Linked DNA regions of Homo sapiens: region 2 is linked to region 1. A link is a contact called in ENCODE Hi-C or POLR2A ChIA-PET data. All regions are on one chromosome and are shown on one strand. The core of a region is the stretch at or near the end of the contact, and the rest is flanking DNA. Distances in the headings are between cores, read along the strand shown. Region 1 has its middle 93 kb from the start of BIN1. Region 2 has its middle 46 kb from the start of BIN1.

The links. Hi-C counts contacts between places; a loop is a spot of excess contacts on that map. ChIA-PET counts read pairs that join two places held with the same protein, here RNA polymerase II (POLR2A).
Region 2: a map of endothelial cell of hepatic sinusoid shows a loop between it and region 1 (2.8-fold over the local background). The contact joins two enhancer-like sites. A Hi-C loop is called at or near these places in 1 of 168 maps with a recorded cell type or tissue (endothelial cell of hepatic sinusoid). POLR2A ChIA-PET finds 5 or more read pairs at or near these places in 1 of 52 experiments (BJ).

What each region holds. Positions count from the first base shown.
Region 1 is chr2:127,011,322-127,017,531 of GRCh38, forward strand. It overlaps the pseudogene RNU7-182P. Among named protein-coding and RNA genes, the nearest start is that of BIN1, 93 kb to the right of the region's middle. Within about 2 kb of position 3,495, at least 3 of the 41 ENCODE cell types and tissues checked have a DNase peak (open chromatin) inside an H3K27ac peak, as active enhancers do.
Region 2 is chr2:127,149,578-127,155,740 of GRCh38, forward strand. No RefSeq gene overlaps it. Among named protein-coding and RNA genes, the nearest start is that of BIN1, 46 kb to the left of the region's middle. Within about 2 kb of position 4,319, at least 9 of the 41 ENCODE cell types and tissues checked have a DNase peak (open chromatin) inside an H3K27ac peak, as active enhancers do.

The sequences.
Region 1 (6,210 bases), core at 2,245-4,744:
GGGTCAGCCTCTTGCTGCAGTTTTCCCCTCTCCCTTCCAAGCATCAGTCTTCTGTGCCCTAGACTATAGCACTACTCAGGGACTGACTAATCCAATGAAGTTATCCAGGCTAAGACCCTAATGAGCCATAACAGCTTAATGCACTCTGCCTTCCATAAAACACTTGAATCTTAATTCAGTCTTGAGTGCATTAAACCAAAGGAGAAAATAGTCAAGTTTCATGTGCTGTGGCAGGTCGGTGGAAGGAGAAGTTTTAGGAGGTGGGAAAGACCTTCTTAGTCATGGCGCTGGCATTGGGAGACAGCTGACACACTGCAGGTGTAACTGAGCAGCTTAGCCTCAAACCATGTTTCAAAACTTTTTCCTTTTCCCTTTCCTCCTCCCCTCCCCCAGTTTCAAGACATAACTTTGAGACAAACTGCATATGCCTTATCTTTCATCTTGAAATACAGCCTGGAAATGTGCTGTGAACCTCCCCTCCCTTTCTTTTCCCACTCTATGCTCCTCTGTCTTATGCGCATTTATTTACCTAGATGCTTGTTAAATACACACCATACTCACTTATCTGGTCATATATTCCTGTAGAAGCTTCAGCGGCCAGATCCTAATACGGAGCAGACACCCCCAGCCACGATGGTGCCGGTCCCTTCACCAGATAATACAATAATTCAAGTTGAGCCATAGAAGCGGATCATGCCAGCTGGCACCTCCTAGCCCCCACCCCCCACCCCCACCCCCGCCTCTCATTCCAAACCCTCTCTTTAAAAAGTACCGCATTCCCTCCACAAACTGAAGAGTGGACATTTTTGGAAAGAATTTCATTCACTCCTCCCCATGCTAGCATGGATAATAAAACTCATTGGCTCCTTTTTACAAGTGGTGAGCAGCCAGACCTTTTTGCCAGTTACAGAAGTATTGGAAAAGCTAACCAATGTCAGCAGCAAGCAAGGTCAGGGCTGGGGAGTGGCAGGGAAGAGGGGTGGTGGATTCAAACCTCCCTAGGTGGGAGCAGACTAGGACATATTGCAAAAAGGCTTGCAAAATGGCCTCATCCACCTTTTCACCCTCCTCCAGGGATTTCAAAAGGGATTTCATCAACACACATTGTGCCGGGCACGCTGACCCCATCTGGAAGTCATCAAAATCAGTTTTGACTTATAGAGTGACCAACCCTCCCAGTTTCCCAGGACTTTCTTTATTTTGGCACTGAAAGTCTCATTTCCAGGGAAACCCCTCAGTCCCAGGCAAACTGGGATGATTGGTGACCCTGGCTCTCAGAGCCATCTTTGGCTTGCCGTTCAACCCATCCCTGCCTTTCCGGAGGTCCACCTGTCTCCCCACTCCACCCCCCCATGCTCTTGGGTGGGCCATGGTGGCTCTCCAGTGCTGGCTTTTGTTCAGCCAATTGCACCAAATATACCAAACATACAGTCCAGTATAACCTGAGCCACTCAGACTCTGATTCTCAGAAACTGACATTGGAACTCAGAGATGGCAACAACAATGTCAAGAAGGTGAAGAATAAGAATAAGATTTGTGAACATTATCAGTGTACTTAACCACTGCCGGGTTCTCTTTTAAATTACTGTTGTAATTTAATCATCACAAAACCCCTGTGAGATAAGTGCTATTGTTCTCACCACTTGGTCAGAGAAGTCATTAATAGGTAACACGTGTACAGCTAGTAAGTGCTAGACTGGGGGTCAAAATCCAAGCAGCATGTTTCCCGAGTTCTTCTCACTGCTAACATTAGTCTACCCAGCTTGTGTGCTCTATTCTAGTTCTGCTAAACATGTCCTAGGAAGTGAGTCGTATCTGGGCTGGGCAGCCATGTGTGCCCACACGTGTGGACGAGCAGAGAAAGCGAGTGTGTGTTTTTGGGAGACAGAGAGACAGATACAGAGAGAAAGAGAGATTGAGAGAGATGCATGCATACAGAGAGAGAAAGAGACAGACTGAGAGGCAGAGAGACTGAGAGAGATAGATAAGAGAGAAAGAGACAGGGAGAGACTAAGAGACAGAGACACAAAGCGACACAAAGAGACAGAGAAACACAGTGGCAGAGACAGCAGCAGAGAGGTGGAGAAGCAAAGAGAGTGAAGGAGTTAAGAACATGCCATCACAAATTAGCCAGGCGTGGTGGTGTGTGTCTGTGGTCTCAGCTACTTGGGAGGCTGAGGCAGAATGATCGCTTGAGCCCAGGAGGTTGAGGTTGCAGTGAGCCATGGTTGTACCACTGCACTCCAACCTGGACAACAGAGAAACAGCCCCTCCCACCCCCCAAAAAAAGAACATGCCACCCCAAAATACGTTGCTACAGCATATTGACTGTTTTGAGTTAAAGGTGATACCACAGTGGCTCACACCTGTAATCCCAGCACTTTGGGAGGCCAAGGTGGGCGAATCACGAGGTCAGGAGTTCAAGGCCAGCCTGAGGGTGGCTCCCAGCATGGAGAAGAAAGCAGAGCCAAGAGACTCACATAGAATGGACGTGGGAACTAGGGAACTGAGCCTAACACCCAGGCAAATCAATCCCCTGCTCCTGAAAAGCTGCTCGAGTTGGGATTTTGGCCACTGGCAGCTGAAACACCTTCTGTGACTAGGGCTTTAGGCAGTCACTTAAGAAGGCTTCAAGAAATCACTCTACAGAAGTATGAAATTAAAGTGGTAGGTTGGGCCCACCGTGGAGCCCCCACAGGCTGGTGACTTCCCCTGCTGGCCACACTGCAGGCTCCCTCATGGGGTTTATTGACTATTATCTGATGTAAACAACAGCCCCGGTTAGCATCCTCCTCAGTTAACAATGAATGCAGGGAGCTGAAAGTAACTTCCACCCTCGCAGTTCAGGAAGCATCAGCCTTTAGAGGAGTTCACCTGGCCTGTGCAAGGTCACAGCTCCCTTACCTAGGAGGGCTCAGGGAGGTAGGCATGTATGTGTGGGTGAAAACACATCCCAGCCCACCACACCCTTCACAAGAGCCCTTGCTGAGGCTCCTGTCCTTTCATCCCATATCTGCAGGTGGTACTCCCTGATGAATGCCTCTAAACCCTGCAGCCACCACACTGCCTCTCTGTCTGCTCCAGCTCTGTCTTGCTACTAAATCCGGTTCTGCAGGTCCCCAACCATCTGTGCTTTGAGGCTCAGCTCCTCCACCAACCTTCAGGCCATCCACACTGGTCACCAACATGCCTGTCTGATTCCCAGGGCTATCTCCCTCTGACCAGGGCTGTGCCCCCCCCAATATGTCCATCCCTTACTCTCTTGCTACCCAGATGCCAACCATTTTTCTCCTTTCTAGGCTCTCCTCATGCTCTGCTTCCTCCAGGAAGCTTTCTCTGATCACCAGCTCAGCCTAAATTATCTTTTCTCTTGGCACTTGCAGTGTTTGGGTCTCTCTGCCCCTGTTTATGTCATTGTGTGCAATAGAGTAAACTCTCCACGTACACTCCCCAGACTGCTGACTGGTCTCATGCTCGTGCTTGCAGAGGTTTGCCTGCAAGGAAACCTCTTGCCTGCAAGTGATGTGATGTGATGAGAACATCGGCTTCATAACTGTGTGATCTTGGGTAACATTTACTCAACATCTCTGAGTCTCAACTTAGTCATCAAGAAAAACGGAAATAACATGAACTTCTGGGGATACTATGGAGATTAAATGAGAAAACATATCAAATACCTAGCACAGTTTCTAGAATCTAATAGGCAATCACCATTGTAAGGGGCTTCTTCCCTTTGTCACAAAAACCTACATTCCAAGCATGTTCACTAGACTGCGCTGATTCCTTAGACAAGTCCTAAGATATTCTAGTGTCTAAAAAACTGCCTCCCTTTACAGAAAGTCTAACTTTGAGAAATGTCAGCGGGGACATGAGTGCTGCCACCACCATGGCCCTCCATGACAGACACTCTTCTCTGCCAAACCTGAATCCAGCCTCAGAATCTCACCTAACACATTCCTCCAAGTAGCCACTACTGACTAATAAGAGTTGGCAAAAGAGAAGAAAAGCGTTTGTCCTCTGTGAGTTAACACTTTTATCTGAAAAGCAGTTACTGCAGGCCTGATGCGGGCCAATCTGTGTGCCAGACCGTGAACTACGGTGGAGACAAGAGGAAGGTGAGGGAAGACCTGTGATCCCATCTACAGGTGCTCACGTTTGGAAACAACCCAGCATGAGGAAGCTCCAAGTGCAGAGTGGGCACTCCAGGTCTCGGCCAGGTGGAGGAGGCTCTGAGACCTAAGGAATGAGCAGGAACAGCTATGAGTCTGTGCACCTTCCCCAAGTCTTTGATGCCTCCTGGGGCCCACCCCAACCAGTGGTGGATGGGACCTGGTAGAAGGCGCCTGGCCTTTCAGGGAACAATCCTTGGAAGTGGCCCCATTGCCCACAGTGGTGACCTCAAATTCCTACCTTATATTGTTCTTGCCTCCTTTCCTGTTGCCCTCTGCCCCATTTCCTCTCTCCTGCTTCCTTTGGGATCACCTTCCAAATAAAACCCCTGCACCCAAGTGGGCACAGCAGCACTGTGCTCCATGGCATGGCTGGGCTGGCCTGGGACTCTCCTGTGCCTCCATGTGTGGGGGTCTGGAGGGAGGGATAAGAGTGAGTGGTCTGTGGGGTGGCCCTCCCGGGACAAGGGGATCCTGGGTGAGGGGAGGCAAGCGTGGGCTCCTCTGCGCCAACAAAGGGGTTCTGAAGACCCTCCAGGGCAGAGTGTTGGGTAGGGCCACAAACATGAGAGGGGCTGCCTGAGCCCCCTTCAGCACAGAGCTGGGGCTGGACAACAGGGTCCCGCGGGAGCAGCCTTAGGGAACAGGCCGAGGTGGGAGGCAGAGGGAGGGGTACAAGGAGAGCAGGACCCAGTGGAAACCACAGCAGCTGCTTGGTCCTGGGAACTCTGGCCCCCCTAACCCAGAGGTCTCCAGAGAGAAAGGCCTGGGAGAAGAGACCCTAGAGAGAGATGGAATTGGCTGCCAGCCTCAGCCCTGAGGACGTGCCCGCGCAGGGTTTATCTGCTGAGGGAGAGCGTGCGGGTGCGGGTGCGGGTGCGAGAGGACAGCTCTGGTCTCTACCCCCAGAGGGAGCTACGGGTGTGTGGCCCCAGGCCCACCCTCCCCAACAGTAGGCTCCTTCTGGGCCGTGGTTCTCCAGATGCCCGGAGCCACAGGTGTCTTGGCAGGTGCTTCTGAAGGGGCCACAGCCGGAGCGCCTGGAGACCACCACTGTCCACGTGCGCAAAGCGACGTCCCAGTTTCCTCACGCGTGGGCTGCAGCTTCTCCTCCCACGTGGCCCTGAGCGAGTCTCGGGGACCACCACGCGGGCGTCCAGCAGGGCTTCCTGCCTGGAAGAGGGGCCGCGCTCACCCTCCTCTCTGGCCCTCATTCTCAGGGTCAGCCTTCTCCCCTCCGCAGCCCCATAGGAATTCCATCTGGGCCGCTTCTACCCCTGCACCTTGTAGCTTGCAGTGGATGGGACGTTCTTGGGCCCAGCCCTTTTGTGGAAGCACATCCTACCCTAGCGGAATGGCAGTTCCCACGGAGGCTCAGCTCTACAGTGCCCTTGTGGCAGATTTAATCCCCCCAAAAACCCGTGATAAACAAAATATCAAAATCCTAAGTAAAGACAGAACTGACATTACAGATTTTTCCTTTTCCCTCAGGTTGCAATAAAATAAATAAAATAAATTTAAAAATCAGTGCACTGGCACTGATCCTGTCATTTAAATTTTTGATATTTTGCTCACCATGGAAATCTCACATTAACTATTTTTTTTAATCTCATATTAACTATTATATTAAAAAAAATTGACGCCTGAGTACTTTGGGTGCCTTTAAAATGTTTGCCTCCAGTAGAGTGCCTCATTCACCTCACTCTATCCCGCCTGGTTGCAGAGCCACGGTAGTGAATGGTTTACCCTCAGATAGACAGTGGGGTCCCACCAAGCCGTTTCCTGCTGTCCCACTGCAAGATGCATGACAAACCGCCCTGCACCTGAGGTTATTAAGACAGACTTGGGAGAGAAGACGAGACCAGGCAGAGAGACAAAGACAGAAAAAGAGACTGAGGAAAACTGAAGGACAAAGGTGGAAAGAAGTGGACAATATTAAGAACTCTTTTAGAATTTGTCTAGCAGGTTTTCTGGTTTCTACTGGAAGCTTCTTACCCCACCTCGCCTCCCACCACCCCGTCCAAAAAAAAAAAGATTAAAG
Region 2 (6,163 bases), core at 3,069-5,568, 140 kb after region 1:
TTAGCTGTGGTTCACTCTGAATTTTTTCTAAAGTTGGTTGCGCATTTGGGATGTATAGACAATTATTCATCAAATGTTGGAATTTTTCACCCAATATTTCTTCATATATTTTTCCTGCCCTTTTCCCTCTATCCCACTGCGCATACATTGGTGTGTTTATTGGTGCCCATAGGTCTCGGTCTCTGGGGCTCTGTTTCTTTTTCTTTTTCTTTTCTTTTTTTTTTTTTTTTTTTTTTTTGAGATGGAGTTTCGCTCTTGTTGCCCAGGCTGGAGTGCAATGGCCTGATTTTGGCTCACCACAACCTCTGCCTCCTGGGTTCAAGCAATTCTCCTGCCTCAGTCTCCCAAATAGCTGGGATTACAGGCGTGCGCCACCACACCTGGCTAATTTTTGTATTTTTAGTAGAGACAGGGTTTCTCCATGTTGGTCAGGCCGGTCTCGAACTCCCGACCTCAGGTGATACGCCCACCTCAACCTCCCAAAGTGCTGGGATTATAGGAGTGAGCCACCGCACCTGGCAGGGGCTCTGTTTATTTTTCTTCATTCTTTTTTCTTTCTATGTTTCAGACTAGATAATCTCAACTGACATATATTCAAGTGCATTGATTTTTTTTCTGTCTGCTCAAATCTGCTGTTGAGGCCTTCTGATGGAATTTTCTTCTTAGTTATTGTACTTTTTGACTCCATAACTTCTATTTGGTTTTATATCTATAGAACCAAGTATATATAATATATATGTAAATAATATATATATGTATAAAAAATATAATTATATATAATATATAACCAAATATGTATAAAATGCATATTTTTGTATATATAATCCTTTGAACATATTTAAAGTAGCTGATTTAAAGTCTTTGTCTAGTAAGTCCAACATCTGGGCTTTCTCAGGAACAGTTTCTATTGATTGTTTTTTTCCCATGAATGGCCCATACTTTCTTATTTCTTTCCATGCTCTTATTTTTTGTTGAAAACTAGACATTTTAAATAATATATTATGGCAGCTCTGAAAATCAAATTATCTCTCCAAGGTTTATGGTTTTTGTTGTTTTTTGTAGTTGTTTTCATTTTGTTTGTTTAGTGTTTTGGGGGTTTTTGTTCGTTTGTTTCTTTTTTGAAATGATGTCTCACTCCTGCCCAGGCTGGAGTGCAGTGGCATGACCTCAGCTCACTGAAAACTCCAGGTTCAAGCAATTCTTGTGCCTCAGCCTCCCGAGTAGCCAGGATTACAGGTATGTGCCACCACACCTGGCTAATTTTTGTATTTTTAGTAGAGACAGGGTTTCACCATGTTAGCAAGGCTGATCTTGTACTCCTAACAACAGGTGATCTGCCCACCTCAACCTCCCAAAGTGCTGGGATTATAGATATGAGCCACTGCACCCAGCCTATTTAGTGTATTTTTTTTAACTAATTCTGCATAGTCTGTATTCTTTGTTGTATGTAGCAATGAAGTCTCTGCTCATTTAGCCTAGTGATCAGTTAATGATTGAACAGAGACTTCCTAAAAACATCTGAAACAAATAAGTCTCCCAGTCTTTGCTGGGGGGCTCTTTGTGTACATTAGGCGTGCCTGCAACCCTCAGCCAGGCAGTTTACAACTCTGCCTTAGCCTTCACTTCCTGATTGCACAGAGTCTCAGGGGAGCCAGAGATGAGAGCTTAGGACCTTCTCAGGTTTTTTTCAGGTCAATCCTGGGCATGCTCACAGCCTTACACAAGAACATGACCTTCTTGATTCCCAGGAATATTTCAGAGCTTTTCAATGCCCCCTGTAGATATCCTATTCCCCAACTTTTCATTTTAAGCTTTTTGGTTGGTCTGTTATTTGCCCCAGCTGTTTTCTACTCCCTCAGGCATCCATGAAGTTAATCAATTTGGCTGTAATTGTTTCTGATAAATGGCCCTGGAAAAGAGCTTTTCACACTGTGTAAGTTCAGAGTCAGGTCAAATACAGACAACCTTACAAAGGGGGATCTTCCAGAGAATCACCAGACAGGTCAAATAATGACAGCTCTCTGGTAATGGGCCTTTAACGAGCTCCAGGCCAATTCTGTTCCCTTAGGTGGCTGCCACCATGCTAATTTTCACTGTTAGTGTACGCTTTAATTTTTCAAGGTTACCATGGGGATGGGACTAGGATAAATTAAAATGTCACAAAGCTTTTTTTCTTACCAGGATTCTGCCACTTTTCTTAAATATTAACACTACTTGGATTGTTGCAATTTAATTTCCAAAGTTCAAAAAAAAATTGGCTCTGATAATTTTTGTCAATTTTCTCATTGCTTTTATGGAGAGACTTTTCAGAGGTCCTAACTCTGCCACTTCCTTTTTTTTTTAAATAGACAGAGTCTCAGTCTTGTCAGGCTGGGGTGTAGTGGTGCAATTATGGCTCACTGAAGCCTTGACCTCCCAAATGCAAGCAATCCTCCCGCCTCAGCCCCCTGAGTACCTGAAACTACAGGTACATACCACTATCCCTGGCAACTTTTTTTTTTTTTTTTTTTTTTACCAGAGATGGGGTAACCCCTACCAGAGACAGGGTCTCACTATGTTGCCCAGGCTGGTCTCTAACTCTTGTGGGATGAAGTGATTCTTCTGGCTCGGCCTCTCAAAATGCTGAGATTACAGGCATGAACCACTGTGCCCAGCCCTAACTCTGCCACTTTCACCAACATCCACTTTGTATTTTGCATTCTACTCCACAGTATATCCGAGCACATTCACATAACCTAATTCGGTTTACATTATTTAGCATGCAATGAAATCAACTCTCTAGAAAGATACGCTAAGTCTATTCTGGGGCTTCACACTCCCAGCATACTCCCAAGTAGTTCAGCTCATTATAACTTTCTAATTATGTGTTGTCTTCTCCACATCCTGTACCTCCCGGGTGCAGGAATAAGTAAGTATCCTTCATTTCTGTCAACTGTGGCTGGCACAGAACTGAGGAAATCAGGTGGGTGTAAATGTGGAACCAAAATGAGTGGCCCAACTTCTTATTTATCTAAATGTCCCAACATGGAGCAGGACATGCCAATAACACCTGGGGAAAATGCCCAGATAACTTCACTAGACTGAGTTCAATACTCATTTCTCAGCTCTGATGTAAACCTCAGTCATTCCCAAACCGCGTATTTTCTGCCATAGGCTGTAAGAGATTTCCTGATGGGAATCGCCATCTTGAAAATATGGGTTAGAAGCCTCAGATGCTAAGAGAGACATTGCTTTCCAAATGAATAGAAAGTAGACTAGAGAGTGGCTGTTTCCATGGACGTTTCCTTCACAGATTTTTACAGTTTTTTTCTCTGAACTCAAATAGCAGTTGCTAAAAAGAGTAATCTGAACAGTGACTGTCAATGGCATGCCACAGTCCCACCAGGGCACATATAAATACATATAAATGTCTGTATAAGATTAAAGTCGACTGGGCACGGTGGCTCACACCTGTAATCCCAGCACTTTGGGAGGCCGAGGCAGGTGGATCACCTGAGGTCAGCAGTTTCCTGACCAACATGGTGAAACCCCATCTTGTCTCTATTGAAAATACAAAATTAGCTTGGCATGGTGACACATGCTTGTAATCCCAGCTAAGTGGGAGGCTGAAGCAGGAGGATCACTTGAACCTAGGAGGCGAAGGTTGCAGTGAGCTGAGATCATGCCATTGCACTCCAGCCTGGGCAACGAGCAAAACCACATCTCAAAAAAAAACACATCCCAACATTTTGGGAGGCTGAGGCGGGTGGATCACCTGAGGTCAGGAGTTTGAGACTAGCTTGGCCAACATGGTGAAACCCTGTCTCTACTAAAAATACAAAAGTTAGTCAGACGTGGTGGCAGGCGCCTGTAATCCCAGCTACATGGGAGGCTGAGGCTGCAGAATCTCTTGAACCCAGGAGGCGGAGATTGCAGTGAGCCGAGATCACACCATTGCACTCCAGCCTGGGCGACAAGGGCAAAACGCCATCTCAAAAAAAAAAAAAGATTATAAAGTCAGCAAGAGGTGATCTTTTATGTTCAGCCTTGATGCTGTTGTTGAACACACACACACACAGAGAGAGAGAGAGAGAGAGAGAGTTCTTTTGCCAGTTAGTTCAAATGCATGGGTGATGATTATTTGTGATTAAGATACCGCAGTTTCTTGGCCACTGTAATGGACATTTGATATTTAGAGACCACCCAGTCAAGGGAGCGCCCTTCCTGTCTATCTGGTGGGAGTCTTGCTTTACTTGGTGAGAGCCAGGCTTTGCCTACTACTATGTGGCTGGAGGAAACCAGGCACTCTTCCTCCTCATGCCCTGGTAGCCAGAGGAGGTCGCATGACTCAAGCTTGGCTGGCCTGGTGTTTCTGCCACAATCACAGAGCTGGTGAGATCATCTATCCCAGCAGAGGCTCTGAGGATCCAGGGGGGTGCAGGGGGTGTTAATTGGAAATGGAGCCAGCCGACCAGCCCCCTCCAGATGGCCTCTAGGACAGGGCCTGTGTAGTCCTCAGGCCCATGGGCCACCCTGGGTTCCTGCACACTTTACTGACTGGCTCCCCCGCCCATCCCTGCACCCTACTCCCCGCCCCAGTACTCTCCAAACCAACCCAGCTCTCTTCAGGCAGCCAGGGTCAGGTATGGCTGCATTCCTTCCTCAGGCCCCTGGCCATTTCCTATTTTTCTTATGAACAGTCTAAGGACCAAGAGCCCGCTGGCATAGGATGTGTGATCCTGAGTTTAAGCAAGAGTGGAGTTTCAAGTTTTTGGAGATGGTGGGCTCACCGTAAGTTTCTGTAACACCCACCAAGTGCACACGTGGGGCCTCTGGATTCCAGAAGCTTTTTCATAGTTCCCCAGTGCTGTGTGGCCAGCCCCTGTTTGTACTGATTCCTTACATCCTCCTCCACAGCTCAGATCTCAGAGCCTTGCCTTGAAGCATCCTGGAAACCCTAACCCACTTGATGATCACTGTCCTGCTAAGTGAGTGACCCTGGGGTCTCAGTGGGAACCCCGGCATAGGGCAGGCCTGGGTGCAGCTCTGCAGGCTGATCGTGAGGTTCTCCAGAGGCCAAAGAAGCTGATGGCAGGTGGGCAGTGAGGCCAAGGAGCTGAGTCCTGGGGGCTTCACTAGGAACCTGGAGGAGCTTCCAGTGGTTTCTCCTGTGGGTGGAGGTGGGACGAGAGACGTTCCTAAAGAGAGAGGTCTAGAGAACACAGCTGTCAGCAAGGTCCCAGGTAAAGGGCACATGCCTCTGCATGTTTAATTTTCATATTCCCAAATAACAGCTTTTCTCTCTTTTTTTTTTTTTTTTTTTTGAGATGAAGTCTCATTCTGTTGCCAGGCTGGAGTGCAGTGGCGTAATCTCAGCTCACTGAAACCTCCACCTCCAGGGTTCGAGCAACTCCCCTGCCTCAGCCTCCTGAGTAGCTGGGACTACAAGCACACGCCACCATGACTAGCTGATTTTTTTGTATTTTAGTAGAGACGGGATTTCCAGATGTCGGCCAGGGTGGTCTCAATCTCCTGACCTTGTGATCTGCCCAACCCGGCCTCCCAAAATGCTGGGATTACAGGCATGAGCCATCGCACCCAGCCTCACTCCAGTTCTTTTAATAGGAAGTAAAGCAACAGTTCTCCCACCCCATGCCAAGAAATTCTGTAACCCCTTGTCCAGTCACTACTGTGATTGATTCCAAATGAGAAACACTGCCAGGAAGACCAAGCACTGCACCGAATACCTCCAACACTCACGGGTTAGGGTTTAGAGGCCTTGAGAAGACAGGGATTGAACATTCTGCATGAAAAACTGTAGAAATCTTATCTGAAACCCCAACATAGAAAAAAAAATGGAAAGAGCAACAAGACACTCAAATATATTTGATGAGTTCCATATGAAGTTATTCTACCAGTTCAATTTGTAATGTGCTGCTAAGGGGGTGGGACCCTGGAGGCCCTCAGTGGGAGATCAACCATGTGAACGTCTGACCATAGAAACTGTGCAATAAAAAAGCTGTCTTGGTTTAAGCTGCAGAGTCTTGGGTTAATTTGTTATGCCACAATAGATAACTAACAGGATATCCTCAGCTGTGATCTTCATGCAAAAGTTATTTTCTTTCTAATTTCTTCCATTGCCAAATTAATATATGTGCTTTAAAAACATTTTAAAAGGAAAGAA